2 separate regions of the Homo sapiens genome follow, and region 1 is linked to region 2. A link is a loop called in an ENCODE intact Hi-C map of the cell type or tissue named here. Cell type or tissue: gastrocnemius medialis. All regions are shown on one strand. Each heading gives the region's core, and the rest is flanking DNA. Links, peaks and the distances in the headings are about the cores only. Region 1 overlaps PCSK6 (proprotein convertase subtilisin/kexin type 6). Region 2 overlaps PCSK6 (proprotein convertase subtilisin/kexin type 6).

Evidence for each region. A loop is a pair of places that touch in the nucleus more often than their neighbours do. Peaks named below come from ENCODE experiments on the same cell type or tissue, not always from the same donor. Only the 100,000 strongest peaks of a DNase experiment are listed, where the experiment ranks them.
Region 1: it touches region 2 in a loop (3-fold over the local background); 5 of 110 quality-filtered maps call a loop at or near these places.

What each region holds. Positions count from the first base shown.
Region 1 is chr15:101,435,112-101,443,444 of GRCh38, forward strand. All of the region lies in intron 2 of PCSK6 (proprotein convertase subtilisin/kexin type 6), which reads right to left. Among named protein-coding and RNA genes, the nearest start is that of PCSK6, 50 kb to the right of the region's middle. In gastrocnemius medialis, for the core only: a CTCF peak has its summit at 4,345; a DNase peak (open chromatin) is centred at 4,380; H3K4me3 peaks cover 763 bases; H3K27ac peaks cover 623 bases.
Region 2 is chr15:101,296,770-101,305,102 of GRCh38, forward strand. It overlaps PCSK6 (proprotein convertase subtilisin/kexin type 6), which reads right to left. Exons shown (of 22, transcript NM_002570.5): 22 at 7,164-8,333. It overlaps SNRPA1-DT (SNRPA1 divergent transcript), which reads left to right. Exons shown (of 2, transcript NR_186319.1): 2 at 6,690-8,333. Among named protein-coding and RNA genes, the nearest start is that of SNRPA1-DT, 5.6 kb to the left of the region's middle. In gastrocnemius medialis, for the core only: a CTCF peak has its summit at 3,702 (motif pointing right); no DNase peak of the experiment used is centred there.

The DNA.
Region 1 (8,333 bases), core at 89-8,088, 140 kb after region 2:
CTCTGCCTTCAATGCCCCCTCGGGGTGAAACCAGGAGCCACCTGGACACTCTGTGGAGGTCAGAGGTGTGTCACCAGCCCCAAACCAAGCGACTAAAACTCCAGCCCTCCCATCGAATGGAAGCAACCCTCACAGGTTGCAGTGAGCAGAGATTGCACCATTGCACTCCAGCCTGGGTGACAGAGTGAGACTCTGTCTCAAAAAAAAAAAGAAAGAAAGAAAGAAAGAAAGAAAATGTGATTAGGTCTAAATGACTGCTAGATGACATCTGTTGACTTTTCTTGTGGAAAATCAACTATAAGTGATTTGGGGCAAAGGCAAGGTTTGCCAAATGCCACTTCTAGCCCAAACAGAAACCGTCTTTCTCTGCAAATCTGTAGAAAGTGCCAGGATTTCTTTAACGTCATACTTTGAAGATAGAACTTCACTCTGACCTTTTTATCCTTTTCTCTATTTTCCAAATGTATGTTTCCTGCTAAACATGCAGCACAGTTATAGATAAGCTACGCTCTGGGGCAGGGAGTTCTAATCATGAAGAAGGCTTCATCGTCTTCTCAAGACAGGTGCGCAGCAACACTTTCTTTTGTAGTGTGTGCTTCCTCCAGCTTCCTTCTCGAGAAGCCAAGTTAAAATGAGGCATCCGTTGACTGTCCCTCTGTTGATAAGACGAGGTAAAATCTAAGGATGTTCCTAAAGGGTAACATAAACAAGCAGAGACCCAGGAGGGGGCCCTGCCCGCGTTCCAGTAAATGGCTTGCCATGCTGCAGGCTGTCCATGCCACCGAGTTGTGATCCTTGTCCAAGCATCCTTTCAGCGAGCAGCCATGGGCAGCCTTGGCCCTGTCTTCTTCCCTGTGGGCCACAGGTGGGCCAGAAGCTTGCTGACATATCATTCCCAGGTGTGACAAGCGACAGGGGAGGGTGTTTTGAAACTTTCACTCATGAGCCAGTGTCACCAAAGAGAGCATGAAATCCCTCCCACTTGCACGTCCACCCAAAGCCACCATGTCCTTCTGCCCTAACTTCAAGCCTGTGCCTATTCAGAGGGGCCCTGCTGTGGCTCAGGAAGGCCCCTAGAAGTTCTTGGGAGCTGGAGAGTCCTAAAAGGAGAGGGGCTTCAGTCTTTGCTCTGAGATGGAGGGAAGGCCACGAAGGGCATACACAGGCACCCTCCCCCAGCGGTCCAGGGGTCCCACACAGCATCAAGGGAGTCAAGCTGCTGAGGTTCTTTGAAGTACGCACCGGCAGGGCTGCGGACACCAGGTTCACACAGGTTCTGCACAGTTGTAGCCAACGCAAGGGAGACAGCTCGGCCAGCTCTTTCTTTTCTCTTTTCTCCCTGGTTTCATCAAAGCGAAGGTTACTTTATTCTGTAACTGTGAAAGAACAAGGGGACTGCAAGCCAGACCTGACTGTCCACCAGGGCATATCAAGGGAGGGAGTCGGAGGCCATACCTCGGCACCCAGGAGCCACCAAGCTCCAAAGCCTCCTCCAGGAGAGAACAATCAGGGCACCGTAGAAAATAAGCCTGTTATTCTCTCTGTGTGGGAGGTGGGCACCCTGCCTGGGCCTCTCCCTCCACACTGTAAAGCAGGGGCTGGGACCGGTCCCTCTCTCAGAGCTTGTGCACTCAACAGTCTGTGGCGCTTAGATCTTGATTCCCATCAACCTTGACTGCTCTGAGCACCTCGCTGGGCCAACATCCAACCAGCTAAAGAGCTCAGTGAGAAAGCTGACTGGTGAATTTAAAGAAAGAAAAATCCCACTCCCCGACAAGTGCCCGTCACTGCATAATGTGCAACGTGGCCCTTCTCTCACTGACAGGCGACGATTCATGCAGCACACTGGAGCCATCTTGCCCTGGATCCCACAGTCCCTCAAGGAGTGGAAGGACAGGCTCGAGTCCCAGAAACCCCAGAACTGTATGCAAAATGGTGCCGGCATGAGCATGATGTCTTTTTTCCTCTGGAGAGCGAGAGGCCCCACAACTTCCAACAGCTTTTCAAAGGGGCCTGTGATTCCCCCAAATGGCTAAGAACCACTGAACCAAGCTAGACAGAGGCAGAAAGCAGATCCAAGTTCTCCGAGTGAGGGATTGGTCCTGTGGCTGTCATCTTCCAGCAGGGCAAGAGGGCCATCGTGACAAGTGAGAGACGATTACATGGTTTCGTGAGAGCCCATCATGGCGAGATGCCCAGGCCCACCTCCGGCGCAGCACTGGCTCACCTAGGGGTGGGGCCGGGAAACCCCAGGCTGCCATGGCAAACACACAGCGGGAACCCAGTGAGTAAGCCCGGGCAGTAGAGGAGGGGGAGGAGGAACCAGAAAATAAAGGACATTCTAACTCAGCCTAGAAAGCCACCCCCACCACCACCTCCCGTGTCATCCAGGCAGCTGCGAGCCCAGCTCCCTCCCCACTGCCTCCCCTGCAGCCATAACTGCAACAGCGTAGAGACCATTTCTTGAATTCTTTCCATTGAAGTTAAACTACAGGTGCCAGAAGACCCCTGCTTAACAGTCATGAGAGAGGGAAGTCCTCGCTCTGCCGATGACGGAAATGGGACAGTGCGTGTGAAAGCTCTTTGGGAAAGTAAAGCTACTCATTTGTAAGTTAGTTCTTATTTTGCTGAAAGGGGACAGAAGGTGCCCCTCTCCCCACCGCCCGCCACCCACCTCCACTCACTGACAACAGAAGAGGCAGCTGGAGCCCAGCTTCACCTATTGTTAGGGGCTGACCTGTGAACCCCTAAATTCTTATGTTGAAATCTTAACCCGGGGTAGCTCAGAACGTGACTGTAATGGGAGATAAGGGCCTTAAAGAGGTAGTTACGTTAATATGAGGTCATGATGCGGGGGACCCTAATCCAATCTGGCCAGTGTCCCATGAGAAGAGGAGATTAGGACAGAGCCACTCGCAGAGAGGGACAACCACGTGAGGATCAAGAGACCTCAGAAGAAACCAACCCTGCCAACGCCGTAATCTCAGTCTTCCAACCTTCCTAAGTGTGAGACAATACGGTTCTGCGGTTGAAGTCCCCGCATCCTGTGGGACTTTGTTACAACTGCCCCCGCAGACTAACAAACTATGAGGTCCAACACTGCTCAACGTGTCTGACATGCAGTCACTGTCTGTACCTCTGTTATTTTAGCTTCAGCAATACAGGATACAGCTTTGTCAACTGAAAACTATATTTAGGATTTTTCCATAATTTAGCCAAGGTGGGTCAGAATTTACTTCTAAAGTATTTACATAGAAAGAAGTTGCTTATGTTACACACAACTTGCTTATAGGAGTCACATCTCTGGAACTTGAGATATGCTTCAGGAAGCATTGTCTACTGTTCTCTGGGTTGCTGCTGGACTTGTAAGGGAGTAAAAGCAAATGATATGTGGCCTTGACCCTCGATAACCTCCTGTTGCATTGGCAAGAGATGGGCTTGCATGCTTTGAACTCCAAGTTCCTCTCTCCCGAGGCATCCGCACAGCAGCGTCAGTCCGCCTTCCCATCGCCTCTCCTCTGGTTCTGGAACACTGAACGCCCTCCCAAGCCTGACGATCCAGGTCCCCCAGGAACCACCTGCAGCTCCCCTGCCGACTCTGTCTGTCCCTGACAGATCCCAAACAAACTGAACTAGTCATCGTTCCCAACAAACACTGCTGTGTGCTCCTACTCTAGGGCCAGATCTAGAATACAAACATACGACTGCTAGAAGAGCAGGCCAAGTCCGCAGCCTCTGAGCAGGCTTCCTGGTGGCAGGGATATTGGAGCCCAGAGGGGAAGGTGGGGAAGAGAGCAACAGCAGGGGAAGGTGGGGAGCCGTCTGTGCAAAAGCTCTGCAGAGGGAAAAAGAGCGAAAGTCACCCGAGGAGGATCTTAAAGGCCAGTGGTGGCCGTATTTCAGAGGATCCCTCAGGAGCATGGGAGGTGACTGGCCGGGGCAAGGATGCCCACATGAGGCCAGCAAGGAGGGCAGTGCAGTGGTGCAGGCAAGAGATGACAGGAGCTGGGCCTAGGGCAGGAGACACAGGACATGGCAGGGCCAGGTTGTACGGGAGGTGGAACAAGTGTAGGGGGGAAGGAGAGGCCGCTGGCACTGCAGTGGAATGCGGATGAGCGCTTCCCTCTGAGACAGACTAGGGTCAGAGACAGTGAGCTGGGTTTGGGACATACTGACTTTGGATTGTCTTTGAGATATCTAAGCGGAAGGGCAGAGCATGTCGTGAAAGAATAAAATGCTGTCTTTTAAGGTAAATTTACACATTCAAACTTTTTACCAATTCCTAGCAGCCATGCCACTAGAACCAGCTGGGTGGTGCTGAAAATGTGAACAGCCAACTTGTCACTGTCATTCGATCACCCTCATGGGGGAGCAGTCCACCGTCCCCACGTGGGCAAATCCTCTGGGCCCTGGGCAGCTGCCTGGCCCTGCCCTCAGCCCATGACACAGTTCATCAACCCCTGAGACCAATGTGGTCACTTACTGTCTATGTGCTCTTGTCAGGAACTTTCTGTTTGTTTGCACTTTGAATTGCTCTAGCACACAAAACTGTTAGATAAAATTCCATCTGTGGTTAATGGAAAGATCTGCTTCAACATTGCATCACTGCTGGAAGGAAACCCGAGCTTTGATTAAACTCCGGGGGCAAAGTCCCATCCTACAAAACAGAATGCCTCCTCTGGTCCTTGCAATCATTTTGCAACTTCTAAGCTTTAAAGCACTGAAATGAAGCATTGAACCCAAGCCTCCTACGGCCCTAGAAGGAGCCACCAAGGCTCCCTCTGAACATCTTTATCCTTCCATTTCCATCACCAATCTGGCTGAGATCTGTAGGGAAGGAAAAGAGCTGAACCCAAGTCATCATGCTAAAATGTAAGGTCTGGAAGACACAGGCAGCAACGACTAACTATAAGCCAGCTTGGAACATAATCAGAACAAGTAATTTTAAAAAAATTTGTGAGCCCTTTCAGTGATTGGTCGACGCTTCTGTAATATCCACCCTTCTCCAGACTTTTGGCAAAAGAACAAGTTAAAAACAAATGCTTTCAGTTTGCTTAAATGACAAGCCTTGGAAAAACCCAGCGACCGATAACTGCACACTGCGAACACTTGGGCTGTTCCTCCAAGGACAGGGCTGAGTAACAAAGCAATCTGAGCAAAATGGCCCTTTTCAAAGACGGTAAGAAAAACATCAAGTAAAGGTAATTAAGAATGCAAGGAAAATGACTGTACCATTCCGGTACAGGATCAGTGCGAAGAAGATGCCTAATAAGTGTGCGTGCACACACGTGCTTAACAGAGTCCTGCTGCTGACACCCCCTTGAGTTTTGTTTTGCTTTCCCAAATGTACATTCTATCTGCTTTTATGTGACATGGGGTGGACTGTACATTCCATCACTTATCAAAGCACTCCTATACAATAGGGACTGGAACTAATTAAAATAAGATACCGTCTGCATTTGATGGAACTTTATCCTAAGCCCCATAACATTCATTTCCAGTTTGGTCATTTGAACACAATGGCAGCCTCGCATTCCGAAGTCTCTGAATAATATTAAATCATCTTTTCCTTTTGTTAATAATATTAATTACACAACTCTCCAGATGTGAAGGTATCATAAAAATGCTTTGCCAACGTAGGGAAACGTTCTGATGCACTGCAATAAAAGATAACACTAAATACTTCCATAAAACAGCTAATTTCACCAAGTGTTTAATTGTAATGACTGGGTGGAGTAAATATTAGTCAGACTGACAGCTAATTGATTTGGTTTGCATTAAAGCTAGACAAATTTAAACAGAGGTATTTCAGTTGCGATTCTGAATTCATAATCGGTTCAGATGTCTGTGTGCTTTCCCTGGGGCTAACAATTTAATTAGAACTATGAGAAACAATCAGCCAATCCTAGGAACGTTCCAGGAAGGCCTGGGATGCCCAGGCTGTTTACCTTTCTTCCTTTCTTCTTTACTGGCAGGATGCATTGATAGAAGCCTTGCCAGGAGCTTATTAAGAAGCTCTGTGAGAAGGAGATTTTTATTTGAAAAAATTTAACTGCTACGTTAGCCTTTGCCTAGGAAGTCTCTATCCTTCCTTCTGCTGACTTCGAGGAGACAACTAATGCCTGGGAATGCTTTGCCCTCAGACCCAAACTGAATATAGGACTTTTAACACACCTAAAATGGGTCAATCAAGCAGCTCAGGTGCTGCAGAGAGGAGGCAGGTCCAGGGTATGGTGGCCCTCAAGCCCCCCACAGAGTCTGTCTCTGCTGCCTCAGCCTGCCTTGCTCATGCACAGGTCTCCCATCCCCATCTTCACCGAGAACTCAGCAACACAGAGACCTGCTGGGCAGCTCTGCATTACTCAGGCACAGGGTCCTGCACTCAGCAGGTGCACCATTAATATTTTTGGAAGGAAGGGATGAGCAGTCGACCTGAGTACCTTTAAAAGTTTTAAAATATAGTCACCAACAACAGAGGATGTAGTCAAAACACAGATTAAGTCTCCTATTTCGACTCTGCCTTAGTTCTAACCATTAAGAATCTGCTTTATTAATTCTTGGAAGGCCTCATGGAAAGAAGACCAAGAAATCCACGGTCCCCGTCTCTTCTCAGAGCATGCTTATGAGATGGGCTTCCTGCATGCAAACAGCTTGCTTTCATTGTAACTATCCGCGTGGTGGCAATTCAACAACTCAAAAGACTTCAGTTGAAGAATGAGGATGTTTCTTCACACGGCAGATCAAGTGCTTGCTTAAAGTGAAAGTGTGGAGGGATGCTGCGTCGACCTCTTTCCTAGCTTAGAATTTCCTCCAAGATGACAGATGACGGTCTCTCAACCGCACAGAACTCACGCCTCCTCCGGGATCAGCCTATGCACCCTGTACAGAGGCTCCCTGCTGCTCAGTTTTCTACTGATCCACCCTTCCCCAAGTGCCCCACTCTTTGGGAAGGAGCAACTACAATCTGGCTTTTTTCCTAGAGGATTAAATATACTGGCCCCTTTGAAAAACATTCCTTCATGTTCCATGGTGTAAGCACAAGTAGACGTAATCTCACCCCCATGTGATGGGGTGAGACGGTGCATGTAAAGTGCCCAAGCACAGCCATCCCTTAGTAAACACTTAACTCCTTCCCTTGCTATGAAGGAATAATGGAATTAGCACAATGTTTCATATCTATCTCGTTCGACTTATCCGTATCTATCTATCCATCCATTCATCCATCCATCCACCCACCTATAAAACCAATCCAGAAATATATTCAAGACAAGTCTGTCTTTTCACAGCCCAGGTCCATGGGTGAGCTCCATGGGGACCACTTCCTCATATGCTTCAAATCAAAACCCTCACCATGCGATGCCCCAGAGAAGGATAATTCAGGTACAGAGCCCAGAGATAACGCGTCTCTCCAACAGATCCCTGCTCAGTCAATACAAAAAGAGCCCTGATTGTCATTGAAGCAGGTGGGTTGGGGCAACACCAAGAACCCATTTTTCCATAAAAACTTTACTCTAAGTATTTTCTGGAAATAGCTGAAATAATATTGTGCACCAGCCAGGGGGCCCAAACAAACATCTAGTATATACGTTAACTTTTAAGAGAAGATGATTTCTGTGACCTAAAACTATGATTTACCAATGACCTCCGTTCCTTGCTGGGGCTGCTACTGCTTCTCACGTGAACTTCATTTTCCTTCTCAGCACTCATCGCCCTGTGACATATCACATATTTTTCTATTTCCTGCTTCGTTTTCTGTCAGCCCTGCCGCCAGCTCCACGGGCCCTGCTATGGACAGAGCCAGCCACATGGAAGGTATTCCAAAAATACCTGCCAAATGAATGAACTCACTGGAGGCTCACTTGGCCATCTTAAATTTTTAATCTTGACACATAACTGTTGATTGATCTTTCTCAAATATTAATTTCAAATCTATGCAGAAAGGAAGTATAATTAACCACCCAATAAATACGGGTTATGTTAAAATTTAAAATGTTAGCCTCCTTTCAAATCGCATTTGTTTTAATCCTGAAGATCATGTGAATCTTTGAGGAAAAAAAGTCATAGTTACTGCCTCAGTTTTCAAATTCATAGTAACCATTAACATACATGTTATGACAACCACAAAAACATCCACCTGCCTGATCTCTAATTTCATTATTAAAATACTTGCTTGAATTGCTTAGAGTTTTTGTTTCATGGGTAAGATTCATATATGTATCTCCTGTGAGTATTGTGTTTTGTTGATTTTAAAATGCTGAGAGATCCTCACTCACATGATTTAGTTCAGATGGTCTGATTCGTAGCTACACCTGTCTTGCTGTATTTAAAGTGAA
Region 2 (8,333 bases), core at 159-8,158:
GATCCTCCCACCTCAGCCTCCCAAATAGCCGGGACTATAGGCACAGGTCAACAGGCCTGGCTAACTTTTGTATTTTTTGTAGAGACAAGGTTTTGATATGTGGCCCAGGCTGGTCTCCAACTCCTGAGCTCAAGTGATCCACCTGCCTCAGACTCCCACAGTGCTGGGATTACAGGCGTGAGCCGCCTCGCCTGGCTGAGAAGTTTCCAAGTTTTATGTAGTTCAATTATTTTCTTTAGGTTAGTGGATTGGGTGTGTGTGCATGTGCATGTGCCTTAGGAAATCTTCCCTTACCCCCATCATATTTTCCTATGTGGTCTACTAGACGATTGTTTTGCTTTTCACATTTAGTTCTGCAATCCACCCGGAGATGATTCTCCTTGAACTTTTATTGAAGTATGATATACATATAGAAGAATGCAAACTGAACACACCCAACCAACTAGCATCCTCGTAAGAACAGGACATTGCCACATTCCAGAAGCCCTCCTCCTGTCTTCATCTAGTCACCACCCTTGCCCCAAGGGTAACCATTATCCTGCCATCTTGTATAGATTTGCTTTATCTAGTTTTGTATTTATGCAAATGAAGTACCTTGCATATTTTTTGCTAAACATTATGTTTGTGTGTAGATGTAGTTAATCTATTCTCACTGTAATATGGTATTTCATTGTGGATGTTTTACAATTTACTTATCCATTCTGCTGTTGATGAACATTTGGGTAATTTTCACTCTTTTATATTATAAATAGTGTACCTACAAACTCAATAATATATATCTTTATGTGAACACATATACTGATATACTCCCAGGGATGGAATTACTGGGTCATAGGGCTTACTTATGTTCAGCTTAAGTAGGACATAGTTTTCCAAAGTGGTTGCCAACTTAAACTCCTTGCTAACGTTTAGTATTGTCTTTTTAATCTTAGCCATTCTGGTAGATAGGTAATGGTATGAAATTGTGGTTTTAACTGTATTTCCCTAATTACTAACACAATTGAGAACTTTAAAAAATATATTTATGTTTGTTTGGATAACCTCTTTAATGAAGTGTCTGCTTAGGTGTTTTGCCCATTTTTCTATTGGGCTTTATTTTTAAACTGATTTGTAGGAGCTCTTTATATTTTTTCAATAGGAACCTTGTGAGCTATGTCTGTAGTGAGTATCTTCCCCCTGTGGCTTGGGTTTTCACTCTCTTAATGGTATCTTTTGATGAATAGAGGTTCTTCATTTTAATACAGTCTGATTTATGAACCGTTCCCTATACAGCTAATAGTTTTCGAGTACGCTGTGAGAAACTTTTGCCTACTCCAAAATTATATTTTCTTCTAAAAGCTTTCTTCTTCCACCTTGTCCATTTAGATCTGCAGTCTCTCTGGCCTAGATTTTTGTGCATAGTCTAAGGTAGGGAAGAAGATATATTTTTCCCCATATGGATATTTGGTGGACCCAGCACCATTTATTGAAAAGACCATCTTCTCCCCCACTGCTCTGCAGAGCAGCTCTTTTCAAAAATCAAGTGTCCAAATATGTGAGGGCCTCTGCTTCTGAACTAGCTGTTCTTTTCCATGGGTTTAGTCAGCTATCCTTGCAGAATACAAGCTTTAGAAAAAGACTTGGTATTTGTCCCTCAAAAAAAGCTCCCATTTTTTTCTCAGATTATCTAGTAGTTATCTGATTATTCTAATCCTTTGCATGTGAACATAAATTATAGATATATGTGAAAAAGCACCCATGATTTGATTTGTAGTGTGTTGGATCTGTAGAAGAATTTGGAGAGAATTAATATCTTTACAATATGAAGTATTCCAATCAATGGGCATATTATAGCCCTACATTTATTGAGGCACTCTTTAATTTCAGCAGCATCCTGCAGATTTTGTGTCAAGGCCTTGTATATCCTTTACTAGATTGTCTAGATATTTGATAGATTTTGATGCTACTGTAAATAGTACCTTTTGTTTAAAAACTCCATTTTCTAATCATTAGTTTGATATATTTAAATACAGCAGATTTTTGTATATTGGCGTTACATCCAGCGATCTTGTGAAATTTACTTAAGTTTATCTGTAACCATTCTTGTGGATTTTCTACATACATAACCATGCTATTTGAGAATAATGATAGTTGGCTGGGCGTGGTGGCTCACGCCTGTAATCCCAGCACTATGGGAGGCTGAGGTGGGTGGGTCACCTGAGGTCAGGAGTTTGAGACCAGCCTGGCCAACATGGTGAAACCCCGCCTCTACTAAAAATACAAAAATTAGCCGGGTGTGGTGGCACGTACCTGTAATCCCAGCTACTTGGGAGGCTGAGGCACGAGAATCACTTGAATCAGGGAGGCGGAGGTTGCAGTGAGTGAAGATCATGCCATTGCACTCCAGCCTGGGCAACAGAGTGAGACTCGGTCTCAAAAAAAAAAAAAAAAAAAAAAAAAAAAGATAGTTTTATTTCCTCCTTTCCAATTATTATACTGGTTCTGTATTTTTTGCCCTGTTACACTGGCTGGGATCTTTAGCACAATGTTGAACAGCGGTGGTAGTGGATATGCTTTGGCAGGCATCACTTCATAGCCCGGAAGAAAACTCTAACCAATGATCGTTAACATCACCAATAATGGAACAGATCGTGTACTCCCTGCTAGAATGCAGACAGAACACAGAATCAGCCTGTGAGATTCGTGTCAAAGATGCATGACTTGACTCAAAACGTGAGGAACCCTCAGACAAGTGCACAGCGAAGGGCAGCCTACAAATAACTGGCCTATAGTCTTTAAAAGCTTCCACATCATGAGGCAAGGAGACTGAGGAACTGTTCCAGATGGAAGAACATTAAAGAGACATGATGACTAAGTGAAAAGTGTGTTTCTAAACCAGACCATTTTGCTAAGAACTTTATTGGGACAACTGGCAGAACTAGAATTCAGTCAGAGGGTTGATGGTAATAACATACCGATGTTAATTTCCTGAGTCTGATGGCTGTGCCGGAGAATGTCGTTGTTCATAGGAAATACCCACTGAAGTATTGGCGGGGGGGGGGCGGTCATAGGGTATATCGGCAACTTACTCTCAAATTGGGAGGGAATTTCTTTGTATTGTACTTGGAACTTCTTTGTTTTCTGAGATGGAGTCTCGCTCTGTTGCCCAGGCTGGAGTACAGTGGCGGAATCTCGGCTCACTGCAACCTCCGCCTCATGAGGAATAACATGAGGTTCAAGTGATTCTCGTGCCTCAGCCTCTCAAGTAGCTGGGATTACAGGCGCTCGCCACCATGCCTGGCTGATTTTTATATTTTTAGTAGAGACGGGGTTTTGTCATGTTTGCCAGGCTGGTCTTGAGCTCCTGACCTAAGAAGTGATTTCCCCTGCCCCCTGTCCCTGCCTCGGCCTCCCAAAGTGCTGGGATTACAGGCCTGAGCCATCACACCTGCCCCGGTCACTGCAACTTTTGTTTAACTAAAAAAACTAAAAAAGTTAAACAAAATAACTAAAGAATTAAAATAACTTTAAAAAGTTAAAATAACTAAAAAAATTAAAATAACAAGTTAAAATAACTAAGAAATAAAATAACTTAAAAGTTAAAATAACTAAAAATTTAAACAAAATAACTAAAAATGTTAAACAAAATAACTGAATAATGAAAAAATTAAACAAAATAAAACCTCAACTTCATTTAATTCCAGAGAGGACCACCAGGTGGAGTCCTTAGGCTGGAGAGCTGGTTTTAACTTGGGGCCCTTCTGTTGCTGTGTTTAAAAAAAAAAAAGAGTGGGGTGGTATCTCTTTACTTTAAAAAGGGAAAGTTGTACAAGTTTCCCTTCAGCATAGGAACAGGGACAGAAGTCAAACCATATGTGGTTTTATTCATTGAGGGTATCTCTATGAAGTTGCAAACAATTTTCTTTTTTGATTCCATTTCTTTTGGCCGGAATTTCTCAACCTCGGCACTATTGACATTTTGGTCTGGACAGTTCTTTGTCATGGGGGCTGCTGTGCATTGCAGGGTGCTTAGCAGCATTCCTGGCCTCCACCCACTGGATGTGAGTACATCCTTCCAGTTGTGACAACCCAAAATGTCTCCAGACGTTGCCAAATGTCCCCTGGAAGACAAAAGTCATCCCTGGTTGAGAACCACTATTTTGGCAACAGGATGTTCTCTGCCCTGGGCACTTTGGTTCCTGTTGTTTCAAAAGGGAGTCTAAGATATCTGGTCACCCTTAGTGTGGCTGGTCTGTAGTGGTGAGGGGCTTTGGATGGTGGGACTGAATCCTAGGATCTAAGGTGGGTGCTCAGTGCTGTACCATCTAAGGATGCTGTTCTGTGCTCAGATAAGCCACAAAGCCTGGGGTGTCAGGAAAGGACTTAAACAGCCAACCAGGAAGGATAGAGTCTGGGGTTCGTGCGAGGAAAGCAACAGTGAAGGCTGGGGTAGGGGAGCAGATTCTTCCTTTCCCCCCAGCAGCCAGTGCCCAGTGGCCTCCCAGCTGGCTGGGCAGAACCTTAAGATGCTAGAGAATGGCCTTGGTGTATACTTTCCATCACCCCTGCTTGTTCTTATTAAAATGTTTTTCTTTCCTGTTCTCCACCTCCTTTTTCCATCCTCTGATCTGAACCTCTGGCCCTCACCTGCTCTCGGGGGCCCCAACATACTCCAAGCTTTTAGGCAAAAGGCCCTCTCCAGCCATAGTATCAATAATGCAAATGCAGTGGAGGGTGGTCTCCCCAAGTTCAAGGACACTCCACTCCTAGACTCATTTAGACCATGTTGCTATCTATCTATCTATCTATCTATCTATCTATCTATCTATCATCTATCAATCTATCATCTATCTATCTATCTCTGTCGTTTTTGATTGATTGATTGAGACAGGGTCTCGCTCTATTTCTCAGGCTGGCTGCAAATGCCTGGGCTCAAGCCATCCTCTTGCTTCTAACCTCTCAGAATGTTAGGATTACAGGTGTGAGCCACTGTGGCTGGCCCTTTTATTTTTTTAAGTTCTGTCCACCCCCCCTCCCATTTCAGGTGTGTCTTCTGTACAAAGTGCCATTCTCACCAGTCCTTTGAAGAGTCGCAAGATACAAAGTCAGTAGTGGCCTGGGAGGGATGGGGATGTACACATGGGGTCCACTGTGAGGTGCCAAAGAATTTGGGGATAAGGTCAGGTAAACATCACCCCCTGAAAATAAAGCTAGTTTAAAACAAATGCATCATGGCTGCATTTGGGCAGCTGCAGAACGACGCCCCTCCTGCAGCCAGCCAGCTTCCTTCCCTGGGCCCGGTGGGGAGCAACTTTGCCAATGTGCAGCCCCAGGCAAGGCATTCACTTCTGTGGGTCTCAGTGTCCTTGTCTGGGAAATGACAGGTTTAGAGGAGGTGATCCATGATCCTGTCACTTAAAATCCATACACATATCCTGCCAGAGTCCAGACAATTTTAACCTCAAGGTCGGACCACTTGTGAGCAGACATTATATGTAGTTGGTCTCTTTCAACAAGGTGGAGTTTAGTCATTAGGACTTTGTGAACAACTTCTCAACTCCCCACCCGACTTGTCAGCCCCAAGCTGGGCTTGCCTGGCTTAGCCACTCGACGAGGCTGCCTGGTTGGCTTTCCTGTAGTTGTATCTCCCTTTGGGAGATAAAGGGAGTTTCTTCCCTTTTTTTTTTTTTTTTTTTTTTGAGACGCAGCTTCGTTCTTGTTGCCCAGGCTGGAGTACAGTGGTGCAATCTTGGCTCACTGCAGCTTCACCTCCTGGGTTCAAGCGATTCTCCTGCCTCAGCCTCCCGAGTAGCTGGGATTACAGGTGTCACCACCACGCATGGCTAATTTTTGTATTTTTAGTAGAGATGGGGTTTCACTGTGTTGGCCAGGCTGGTCTCGAACTCCTGACCTCAGGTGATCCGCCTGCCTCGGCCTCCCAAAATGCTGGGATTACAGGTGTGAGCCACCATGCCCGGCCAGGAGTTTATTTCTGATTCAGCTGCAAACATGGTAGACTGTAAGCTCTCAGTGGGCAGCTCGGATTTGCTGGTATCTGGGCTCTAGGGTCTAAAAGGCTGCCTGGCACCAGCAGCACTTAACAAGTTACTTTTAATTCAAGGTCGGTCTCATGGGCGGGGCAAGGGGTTGAATGTTCATCCCAAACACACTTATTCCTTCACTGCCTCACACGCACAACTCTGGTCAATTGGTGCTTGTGGTGGCCAGCTGTTGGGTTGTGTGACTTGCCCTGCCTTCTGAGAGCTGCACACTGCTCCCCTCCTCTGCTGCAGAGCTCCCTGCAGCCATATTCTGCTGCACAAGCCTGTCCTTGTAGCCACAGCTGATGACACAGGGAGAGTACCCATGTAAGGCAGGCTGACCAAGTCCTGTCCCTGGGAAAAGAAGAGCCAAGAAACAGACCCAGAAAGTTGGCCTGAGGGGTTGGATTTGTACCAGTTTTACCTGGAAGATGCTGGAGGTCTTGTCATTTGTCCCATCAACTGGAGAAGGCGGCCATGGAGAGAAGGGCAGTGCTGCCGTACAGAGAGGGTCCAGGTGACATTTAATGCCGGCTCCAGCTTTCCCAAGGCTCTGCTGCACCCCTCCCTGAAATTCTGAATCCACTCTGGATTCTCAAAACAACGCCCCTCACCCACTCTTGTTTTCACCTAAGTCATTTCTAGTTGGTGCGTTTCCTTTACTTGCAGCCAAAGGATTCCTAGCAAGTACAAGCTTCTGACTTCACAGAGAGGCCATGGTAAACATCCCAAGGAGTGCATCAGCCATGGGTTCAGGGATTTCAGCCACTGCATAGAAGACAAGCTGTAACCTAATTCAATCACACTTGGCAGCAACCGGTGAAGAGGCAGTCTGGGCTCTGGGGAGCTCCCCCGTGACAGATGGAAGGGGCCCCTACATCTGGAGAGGCTCTAGAACCTCCTCCCAGTGAGGCTAACGTGGTCTGAAGGGGTCTCTTTGCCCAGTGACATTCTGGGGTTGGGATCTGGGATTTCCTCCATTGCTTCCTTACATCAACATTTGCTAAAGCTCAAAAGAAGACCTTCCACGTAATGACATCAAACAGATCTGAAACCACAGTTAAAGTAACGTCCACTTAACACTTGGTCAGCACTCATGTTTCATTTTGTGTGCCGTGGAAAGAAATACAGGCTCCTGTGCCATGGGATGTTAACTCTTTTATTAATTTAGGGTTAACATTGTACTTGCTTCATTGATTTCTCTTTCAGAGTTGTAGATTCAATAAACAACATCTGGGTTCTCTCCAGCTCACAGGTGACAAGGCAAATGCACTGTCGTCAAACAGGGGAGCAGGACAATATGGAGAAAGACGAGGTCGAAAAAATTTAAGGCAAATGTTACTTCCCTATTCAAGGGAATTGATCAAGCAGATCTGTGCATTTCAATGAAAATATATGAAATATTTGTCAAAATAATTAACATCGGTAAAAATTAGAACATGTAGCTTATAAAATGCCTACACAGGTTTGGCAGAATAAATCCAACTGTGTCATGTAGGCTTGTAATATACACAGACACAGGAGTTTCCACCTTAAAAACGAGTCTTCTGAAGGGCAGAGGCCAAATGTATTTTAAAAGCAATTCCATAAAATGGGAAGTGATGGATGATTAACAATGCATGGCTGGCTTTACATTTTGTTCAGAGGAATTGCTTGGCCATCGGGGTACCTTTTGGCTGGCCACAGAATGCCTCCTGTTGCCTCTCCTCAGAAGGCTCTGCATCAGGTCGAGGTGGTCGTTCAGGCCATGAGACTCCTGAAGACACAGACAGAACACGGTAACAAGGAGAGCTCGGCTTGCTCAAAGGAGAGCGCTGCGGGGGATAGAATCTTCTGGTCTGGCTTTGGAATTGGACTTTCTAAGCCACTGCTGCAGTTTCAGAAGTAGCTGACTATGTAGAAATAGATACTCCGGCCCCAGTGGTCATACATTTTATGCCCTCAAACCTATCTTATTTATAGTCTGACCAAACCGTCCCCAGACTGCTCAGTGGCAGGCAACGAGCAGGTAGACTGCTGGCCCTTTGTCACATGTGAGGATGGCCCAGGGTTCGCCAGCTGGGCCGGGGAGATTTACTACACAGCCGCAGAAAAGCACGGGGAGAAGAGTGATGTGTGATGCCAAGCGCCTTTCTTTTCTGCTTTGGTCTTGAAGATTCAGTAAACTTATGGTCCCAGAAGCTGCTCCAAAGCCAGAGCTGTGGATTCCCAGAATTCATTTTGTTCCTGTTAGTTTGTCGGAAGACTGGAGCCAACAAGCAGCATTTGAGAGGATATCACCATTTTAGGAACACCTCCTTAAGAGCCACCACC